Linked DNA regions of Homo sapiens: region 1 is linked to region 2. A link is an interaction called in ENCODE POLR2A ChIA-PET data of the cell type or tissue named here. Cell type or tissue: endothelial cell of umbilical vein. All regions are shown on one strand. Links, peaks and the distances in the headings refer to the core of each region. The heading gives the core; the rest is flanking DNA. Region 1 overlaps LOC124902789 (a long non-coding RNA gene). Region 2 holds the start of LOC124902788 (a long non-coding RNA gene).

Region 1 (4,405 bases), core at 136-4,135, 61 kb before region 2:
TAGAGCTCCTGGGAATCTTTTGTTAGATTTATTATTAGACATATCTTCTGGCAACACTGTAAATGTAATTTAAAAATATATACTTTCTATTGTTTGCTGTTATTGTATAAGAATAACATTGATTTTTGTATGTTAACCCTATATCCTACAATCATGCTAAATTTATTCATTAGTTTTAAAATTCCTCCGCTTTTACTGACATAAAAAGTCATATCATCCACAAACAGGAACATGTTTGCTTCTTCCTTTTCAATTATTACATCTTCTTTTTCATTTTTTGGCCTTTATTGCAATGTCTAGGGCCATTGATAATTTTTGGATATCATTTGTATGATGAAAAATGAAGTGCACTCCCAGTGGCCTTTTGAACTCCCTTCATCCTCTGACTTTTACTCAAAATACTACCAAATAGATTAAAAGCACTGATTAAAAATTAGTCTCTTATACTTACAAATGTAAGAACACGAACAGATTTAGTGCAAAGATGGACAAATATTTTTGTTGTGCCAAGAATACAATAATGGAGTATGTAGCATGTGATATGTTAATACCTACTATTTGCATGTTATTTCATGAATTTGAAGATACTTTTGTATCTTACACATAAGTGTACATAAAATAGTAAACACAAAATTCCAGGGATGTAGCCAGTTTGATGTTTTAAAAATCCAGCTTCTGGTGGCAGTGTAGATTTTTTTCATAACAAGTCATGGGAAATAACCATTAAGTGATGATATTTGGTGAAATAAGGAAGATCCTACGGTCTAACTCAGTATAACATATTCACCCAAAACTAAAAACCTCCAGCTCTGAGTTGCAGCATTAATAAAAGAAACAAGCAATCACAGTGGGCATACTCAAGAGTTCTCAGAGAAGAGTTACCTTTCTAGAACTTGCTCATATTTCTGTAGTGGCTTATAAGAATAGAAAAATCAGTCTTCGTTTTGAGCACTTGCCAAAAAGTTTTTGCAGTTAGTACGGCCTTATTCAAAGAAATGACCATCTTGACAAGCATTAGTGATGATCATTATGAGACACAGAAGAAGCTTAGTGGCAGTGAAAAAAAAAATGGAATCAGAATTAGGATACTGAAAGTTCCCTTAGCCAACAAGCAAAACTTGGTATTAACTGCCCAACGTGTGGCTATATCTGCTGTTATTGGTAGAAAAGTGCATGTGTGTTTGCATGTCTGTTGACCGTTTGTGTATAGTTCATTCCATACCTTGAATGTAACTTGTTTGATAACTAATTCTTTTTGTTGACTTTTACACATCTTGAATTACTGTATTAGCCTCTAACACTCAATCTAAGTACAGCCATCTGATACTTGCTGTCAAGATCAATAGGTAGGAGGGGGTACCTTTTAGGTGCTCTGCCTGTCTCACTTTCCCACACATCATTACATTTTCCCACTACATTTATCTGAGCACCTTTGGAATTTCTGGCTATAAAGCTAAAAAAGTTCTAATTTTCTCATCTGTAGAAATTGGAATAATAGTAGTTAGCTATTTTGCAAGTCCTGCTATATGCAAAACAATATGCTAAACACTTTACATGTTTATCTTAAGGTAATAGTACCCATCTTCTAGGGCTGCTGTGAGGATTAAAATAGATGTATGTGAAGCACAAAATCCAACCCCTGAGACAAAATGAATATGAAGTAAGGCTTAAGCATTAATTAATGATATTAATATGTTTCTACTATTAAGATGGTTTGTTTGACAAGAGTCACATTAATATCCAAATCGATCATTTTATCAAAATTACATGCAATACTATGGTATTTATCTTTACATATGCAACTGTGTGTCTGAAACTGTTTCTTAAGGCTAAAACTCTTAGGAATGGAATTACTGTTGAGACTCATTTAGTTGCAAGTAATAGGAAGCATCTTGAGCTCTCCTTGGGAAAAAAAAAAAATTTCTAGATTCAGAGGTGAGTGATGGGCCTCTGTGATTGTCAGGAAGGCAGCTGGAACTGTGCAGGTTCCAGAGCCAGGAACTGAAAAACTGTCAGAACTTCCTCTCCATCTCTTGTTTCTCCTGTCTGTGCATCTGTGGCATTCTTCTCTCTCTTGGTAGGCAAGTTTCCACTGTTTTTCTTGTTCCACATGATAGGAAGCATGACCTTGCAGCAATTCCAGAATTTATGCATCATCGGTCCAGCTACATAACAAGAGGCCAAATCTCTCTCTTTCTCTGTTACAATTTAAAAATCCAGAGGACGGGGCTCAGTGCTTACTCCTGCCTATGTAGCTGTGGCTGTGGGGAAAGACACCCATCACTGGGGGCTTCTCTTGAGGGTGGGCAGACAGGGTCCAGAACAGAGTGCCTGGCAAGCAACTCTGTTTCCACTCTACTGGGTCAAAGTCCATGCACATAATACTTTTTTTTTCTTTTCTTTTCTTTTCTTTTTTCTTTTCTTTCTTTCTTTCTTTCTTTCTTTCTTTCTTTCTTTCTTTCTTTCTTCTTTCTTTCTCTTTCTTTCTTTCTTTCTTTCTTTCTTTCTTTCTTTCTTTCTTTCTTTCTTTCTTTCTTTCTTCTTTCTTTCTTCTTTTTTTTTTTTTTGAGACAGACTCTCCCTCTGTTGCCCAGGCTGGAGTGCAGTGGCATGATCTCGGCTCACTGCAACCTCCACCTCCTGGGTTCAAGTGATTCTCCTGCTTCAGCCTCTGGAGTAGCTGGGATTACAGGCGCCCACCACCACATCCAGTTAATTTTTTTTTTTGTATTTTTAGTAGAGACGGGGTTTCACCATCTTGGCCAAGCTGGTCTTGAACTCCTGACTTTATGATCCACTCACCTCGGCCTCCCAAAGTACTGGGATTACAGGCATGAGCCACACTTTTAATGTATATTCCCAGATTTCTCTCCAAAATGATTTATCTTTATATTTCTACTAATGGTATATGTGAGCAGCTGTTTCTAAATAAAAATAACATCTCTCCAGTCTGTTCTATAACATCTCTCCAGTCTGTTCTATAACATCTCTCCAGTCTGCTCTATTACATTCAAGTCTTTCAACTGTAATCATCAATGAAGGTAAATAATATATTAGAGAGGGAGAATCTAATGTTATGTCTTTTTCCTAAGGCAAAACATCTCTTCTACATCTTAAACTCCTGCCTAAACTCCTTTCTTAACATCTCCTTCCCTTTTGCCCCTACTTTTGGGCAGCCTCAAAGGAGCTAGGCTCATCCCTCAGCCCCAGCCACTCTCCCAAGAGGTTTACCAGCTCTCATAATTTCATTTAGCACTTTTGTAATAATGATCTTCAAAATCTAACTGCTCTTCTCTTATGTCATTAATAACACATTCTTTTAATATTTATGGTCAGAAACTGAGACATCGACTTCGACTTCTCCTTTTCCCTCCTTGGCTATATCCAATCTCTTACCAAGATTTTTTGGTCATATACATAGGTGTCTTTGTTTCTTTTTTTTTCTTTATTTTTATTTTTTTGAAATGGAGTCTTGCTCTGTCGCCCAGGCTGGAGTGCAGTGGTGCGATCTTGGCTCACTGCAAGCTCTGCCTCCCGGGTTCACAGCATTCTCCTGCCTCAGCCTCCCGAGTAGCTGGGACTACAGGTGCCCGCCACCACGCCCGGCTAAGTTTTTGTATTTTTAGTAGAGATGGGGTTTCACCGTGTTAGCCAGGATGGTCTCCATCTCCTGACCTCGTGATCTGCCCGCCTCGGTCTCCCAAAGTGCTGGGATTACAGGCGTGAGCCACCGTGCCCGGCCGGGTGTCTTTGTTTCTTTTTTGCCTGCCACCTCTCTCTGTAATTCAGTCTACAGGCAAGCAACAAATGTTAGATCCTCAGATCCCAAGTTTAGATTTTACATTTGAGTCATATTCGATAACTGACTCTTTTAGCCCCAATTCCAAATTCTCTGAGTGGGTCATGTACCTATTTCTAGATCAGTTAGGTATGGCCAAGGGTGAGGGTCACATAGCAGAAATATGAATGGCTGTTGGTCCCTATAGGTGGGATGTGTTGTTTCCAAAACAGAGGGTCTGAGAGGAAAACTCCATAGGAGGCCATTAGCTGAATCATTGAAACATCAGAGAAAGAAATTCAAATGTTATCAGTTACCAGAATTTGGGAAATATTCAGTATCTTTTTGATGAGCTTTCAGTTCAAATATAGATTTCCTGAGTAAATAAAGCTTAATTTTATGCTGGAAATTTTTATATAATTATTTGATGAAAAAATAATAAAAATGATAACAATATTTTTAAAAAATAACAAGATAATTTTTTTTGAAAGTGAAAATAATACAAATGGAAAAGGATACATCATTCTATCTTCCTGTCTTTGGTTTAGACAGAAAATCACACCACCAGCGACCAGCAGCCTTTGCAGACCCACATTTTCTTCACATGGACACGTAGCTTGTGACTCG
Region 2 (4,405 bases), core at 202-4,201:
GTCAAAGATCAGATGGTTGTAGATGTGTGGTATTACTTCTGAGGGCTCTGTTCTGTTCCATTGGTCTATATCTCTGTTTTGGTGCCAGTACCATGCTGTTTTGGTTACTGTAGCCTTGTAGTATAGTTTGAAGTCAGGTAGCATGATGCCTCCAGCTTTGTTCTTTTTGCTTAGGATTGACTTGGCAATGCGGGCTCTTTTTTGGTTCCATATGAACTTTAAAGTAGCTTTTTCCAATTCTGTGAAGAAAGTCATTGGTAGCTTGATGGGGACAAACAACCCCATCAAAAAGTGGATGAAGGATATGAACAGACACTTCTCAAAAGAAGTCATTTATGCAGCCAACAGACACATAAAAAATGCTCATCATCACTGGCCATCAGAGATATGCAAATCAAAACCACAATGAGATACCATCTCACACCACTTAGAATGGCGATCATTAAAAATACAGGAAACAACAGGTGCTGGAGAGGATGTGGAGAAATAGGAACAGTTTTACACTGTTGGTGGGACTGTAAACTGGTTCAACCATTGTGGAAGACAGTGTGGTGATTCCTCAAGGATCTAGAACTAGAAATACCATTTGACCCAGCCATCCCATTACTGGGTATATACCCAAAGGATTATAAATCATGCTGCTATAAAGACACATGCACACGTATGTTTATTGCAGCACTATTCACAATGGCAAAGACTTGGAACCAATCCAAATGTCCATCAATGATAGACAGGATTAAGAAAATGTGGCACATATACACCATGGAATACTATGCAGCCATAAAAAAGGATGAGTTCATGTCCTTTGTAGGGATAGGGATGAAGCTGGAAACCATCATTCTCAGCAAACTATCAGAAGGACAAAAAAAAAAACAAACAAAAAAGCAAAGTATCCCAAGGACAAAAAGAACACCACATGTTCTCACTCATAGGTGGGAATTGAACAATGAGAACACTTGGACACAGGGTGGGGAACATCACACACTGGGGCCTGTCGTGGGGTGGGGGACAGGGGGAGGGATAGCATTAGGAGATATACCTAATGTAAATGACGAGTTAATGGGTGCAGCACACCAACATGGCACATGTATACATATGTAACAAACCTGCACGTTGTGCACATGTACCCTAGAACTTGAAGTGTAATAAAAAATAATAATAAAAATAAATAAAAAATAAAATAAAATAAACCACAAAAAAGAAAAAAAGAAAACAAAACAGTTTTCCTTAATTCTTCTTCTTCCATTTCTAGGAGATATTTTATTTTACCCCTTTATGCAATTAGAGATATACCTTCCCTGAATTAGAGTATCACATTGTAATATCTTAGAAGTGTAGAAATCCTGAGGTTATCTAAAATGCAAATTTCATTAAAGTAGGATTTTTTGTTGGTTTTATTTACTGCTGAATCCTTAAGGTCTAGCAGACTGCCTGGCGAGTAAGAGCTTACTAGACCTTAGTAAGGGCTCAGTGAGTACTTGAAGAAATAACTAAAGGAAAGCCTGGCTTCCGACACAATTAAGAAATATCTGGCTCCTGTGCTGGGACTCAGTTTTCAGTCTTGACTTTAAAGCTTATCAGTTTGGGACATATCATCACTTGTAACTCAGCTTTCCTATCTTTAAAATAGAAGATATTAAAACATAATTCACTTATCCCAAAAAATTGTAAGGATTAGTTATCCTTCAATGTATTATAATTTATTTAATTACTGTGTATTAGACTTTGAGAATATTATGTGGATTTATCCTTCAAAGAACTTAGAGTCTAATGGAGAAAGCAGAAACAAACAAACAAAAAACAATTGTAGAGCCATGTGGTAGCTGCTATGGCAGTGACATTTTTGTCCTGCTATGAATATTCTCTACACAGCAGACAGAGTAGTGAGCCTTCCAAAATCTAAATCTGATCATGTACTTCCACTGCTCAAAGTTCTCCACTGTTTCCTTTATCTTTAGAACAAAAATGCAAACTTCCTTCCTTGGCATGACATGCTCTGCCTACTCAGATTATATCTCCCACCGTGGTCTGTTATATTCATGGCTCTCAGCCATACTAGCCTGTGTTGCTTTCTGAAGATACTAAGCATTTTATTGCCTTGAGGCTTTTTTTTTTTTTTTTTTTGGCAACTGTTACCATTACCTGAAATTCTCTTCCTATGACTACCTGTGATTCTAATAAAGCAAACTTTTCCCATCTCTTCACATATCACAATATAAGCTCCTCAGTTTCAAAGACTGCTTTCTTCACTGCTTTATCCCCAGTACTCAGAATAGGCCTGGCACATGGTAGGTGTTTAATAAATATTTGTTAAGTGAGTGATTGAAACTCCAATTTAGTGGCATTTCAGATGGAAGTGTCAATTAATGCATGTAACTGGACAATAAGCATTTTTAATACAAAAATCAACTAGGTGGTGCATGGTGGCTCATGCCTGTAATCCCAGCACTTTGAAAGGCTGAGGCGATTGGATTGTTTGAGGTCAGGAGTTCGAGACTAGCCTGGCCAACATGGCTAAACCCCATCTCTACTAATAATACAAAAATTAGCCAGGTGTGGTGGCATGTGCCTGTAATCCCAGCTATCTGGGAGGCTTAGGCAGGAGAATCACTTGAACCTGGGAGGCAGAGGTTGCAGTGAGCCGAGATCACGCCACTGCATTCCAACCTGGGGGACAGAGAGAAAATCTGTCACACACACACACACACACACACACACAATCAATTAAATTAATAAAGAGCTATACTTTCAGCTTCTGTTTGAATGCCTGAAATCATAATAATTCCCTAAAAGGCAGTGAATCCCACCTTTAGGAAGAGCTAATGATTTTTAAAAACTGCCTTCAGCACACAACTCAACAGCAAAAAACCAAACAACATCAATACAAATTGGGCAAAAGACTTAAGTAGACATTTCTCCAGACAAGAGATACAAATGGCTAACAAACACATGAAAAGATACTTAACATCACTAATCATTAGATAAATCCAAAGTAAAACCACAATGAAATACCATTTCACTCTAATTAGGATAGGTACCATTTAAAAAATAAAAATAAAAAATCGATGAAATAGCAAGTGTCAGTAAGGAATGATATGGTTTGGCCATGTCCCCACCCAAATCTCATCTTGAATTCCCACATGTTGTGGGGGGGACCCAGTGGGAGGTAATTGAATCACGGGGTCAGGTCTTTCCTCTGCTGTTCTCATGATAGTGAATAAGTCTCATAAGACCTGATGATTATGTAAGGGGGAGTTTCCCTGTACAAGCTCTCTTCTCTTGTCTGCTGCCGTGTGAGACGTGCCTGTCACCTTCTACCATGACTGTGAGACCTCCCCAGCCACGTGGAACTGTGTCCAATAAGGCTTTCTTTTGTAAATTGCCCGGTCTCAGATATGTCTTCATCAGCAGTGTGAAAACGGACTAATATAGGATTTAGAGAAATTTGAACCCTTTTGCTCTGTTGATGAAAATGTAAAATGGTGTCACTATAGTGGGAAATAGTATGCTGGTTCATGAAAAAATTACCATAGGATCCAGAAATTCTATTCCTGGGTATATACTAAAAAAAAAATGGAAAACAGAAGCTCAAATAGATATTTGCACACCCATGTCGATAGCAGCATTATTCACACTAGCAAAAAGGTGTAAGCAACTCAAGTTCCCATTGAGGAATGAATGGCAAAATAAAATGCAGTAGACACATATAATGGAATATTATTCAGCCTCAAGAAGGAAAAAAATTCTGATACATGCTACAATGTGGATGAACCTTGAGGACATTATATTAAGTGAAATAAACCTGTAACAAAAAGTAAAATATTTTTGTCCAGTTTCAATTATGTGAGGTACCTGGAATAATCAAATTCATAGAAACAGAAAGTAGACTGGTAGCTTCCAGGGTTAAGGGAAGTGGGGAATGGAGAGTTATTGTTAATGGTCTCAGAGTTTCAGTTTCGGAGGATGAAAAAGTTCTGGATATGGATGGTGGTGATGGTTGCACAATGTGAATATACATAATGTGACTGAACTGTACATTTAAACGTGGCTAAGATAGGCAATTTTATGTTGTGTGTATTTTAACACAATTTAAAAAACTGTGTTCAGCTAAAATATGCCAGTCGGAAAATGTTATCTGAAGGACCTTGTTTTATTCCTCTGGTTACAGGAGGAACCTCTTAAGATATTAATTGAAACATTTGAAGGCAGTAATCAGTGATTGAATCAGGAAGTTCCAAGTCATCTATTTTCCCGACTAATCTTCCCCATTCGAGTGCCTGTCATCTTTCCTACTTGAGCTGGTTTCTTGGTTGCTGTTCTCTGTCTGTCATCCAATTCGGGAATGCCAGAGACCCAGAGCTGCTAGCAGTGTTCAATGGGCAGCAGGTAACTTTCTCAGTGTTTG

Evidence for each region. ChIA-PET counts read pairs that join two places held together with the same protein. Peaks named below come from ENCODE experiments on the same cell type or tissue, not always from the same donor. Only the 100,000 strongest peaks of a DNase experiment are listed, where the experiment ranks them.
Region 1: POLR2A ChIA-PET joins it to region 2 with 8 read pairs; 2 of 35 experiments call an interaction of 5 or more read pairs at or near these places.

The regions. Positions count from the first base shown.
Region 1 is chr11:128,435,069-128,439,473 of GRCh38, reverse strand. All of the region lies in intron 1 of LOC124902789 (a long non-coding RNA gene), which reads right to left. Among named protein-coding and RNA genes, the nearest start is that of MIR6090, 85 kb to the left of the region's middle. In endothelial cell of umbilical vein, for the core only: no CTCF peak of the experiment used is centred there; a DNase peak (open chromatin) is centred at 2,073; H3K27ac peaks cover 233 bases.
Region 2 is chr11:128,373,784-128,378,188 of GRCh38, reverse strand. It overlaps LOC124902788 (a long non-coding RNA gene), which reads left to right and starts at 4,175. Exons shown (of 2, transcript XR_007062947.1): 1 at 4,175-4,386. In endothelial cell of umbilical vein, for the core only: no CTCF peak of the experiment used is centred there; a DNase peak (open chromatin) is centred at 1,938.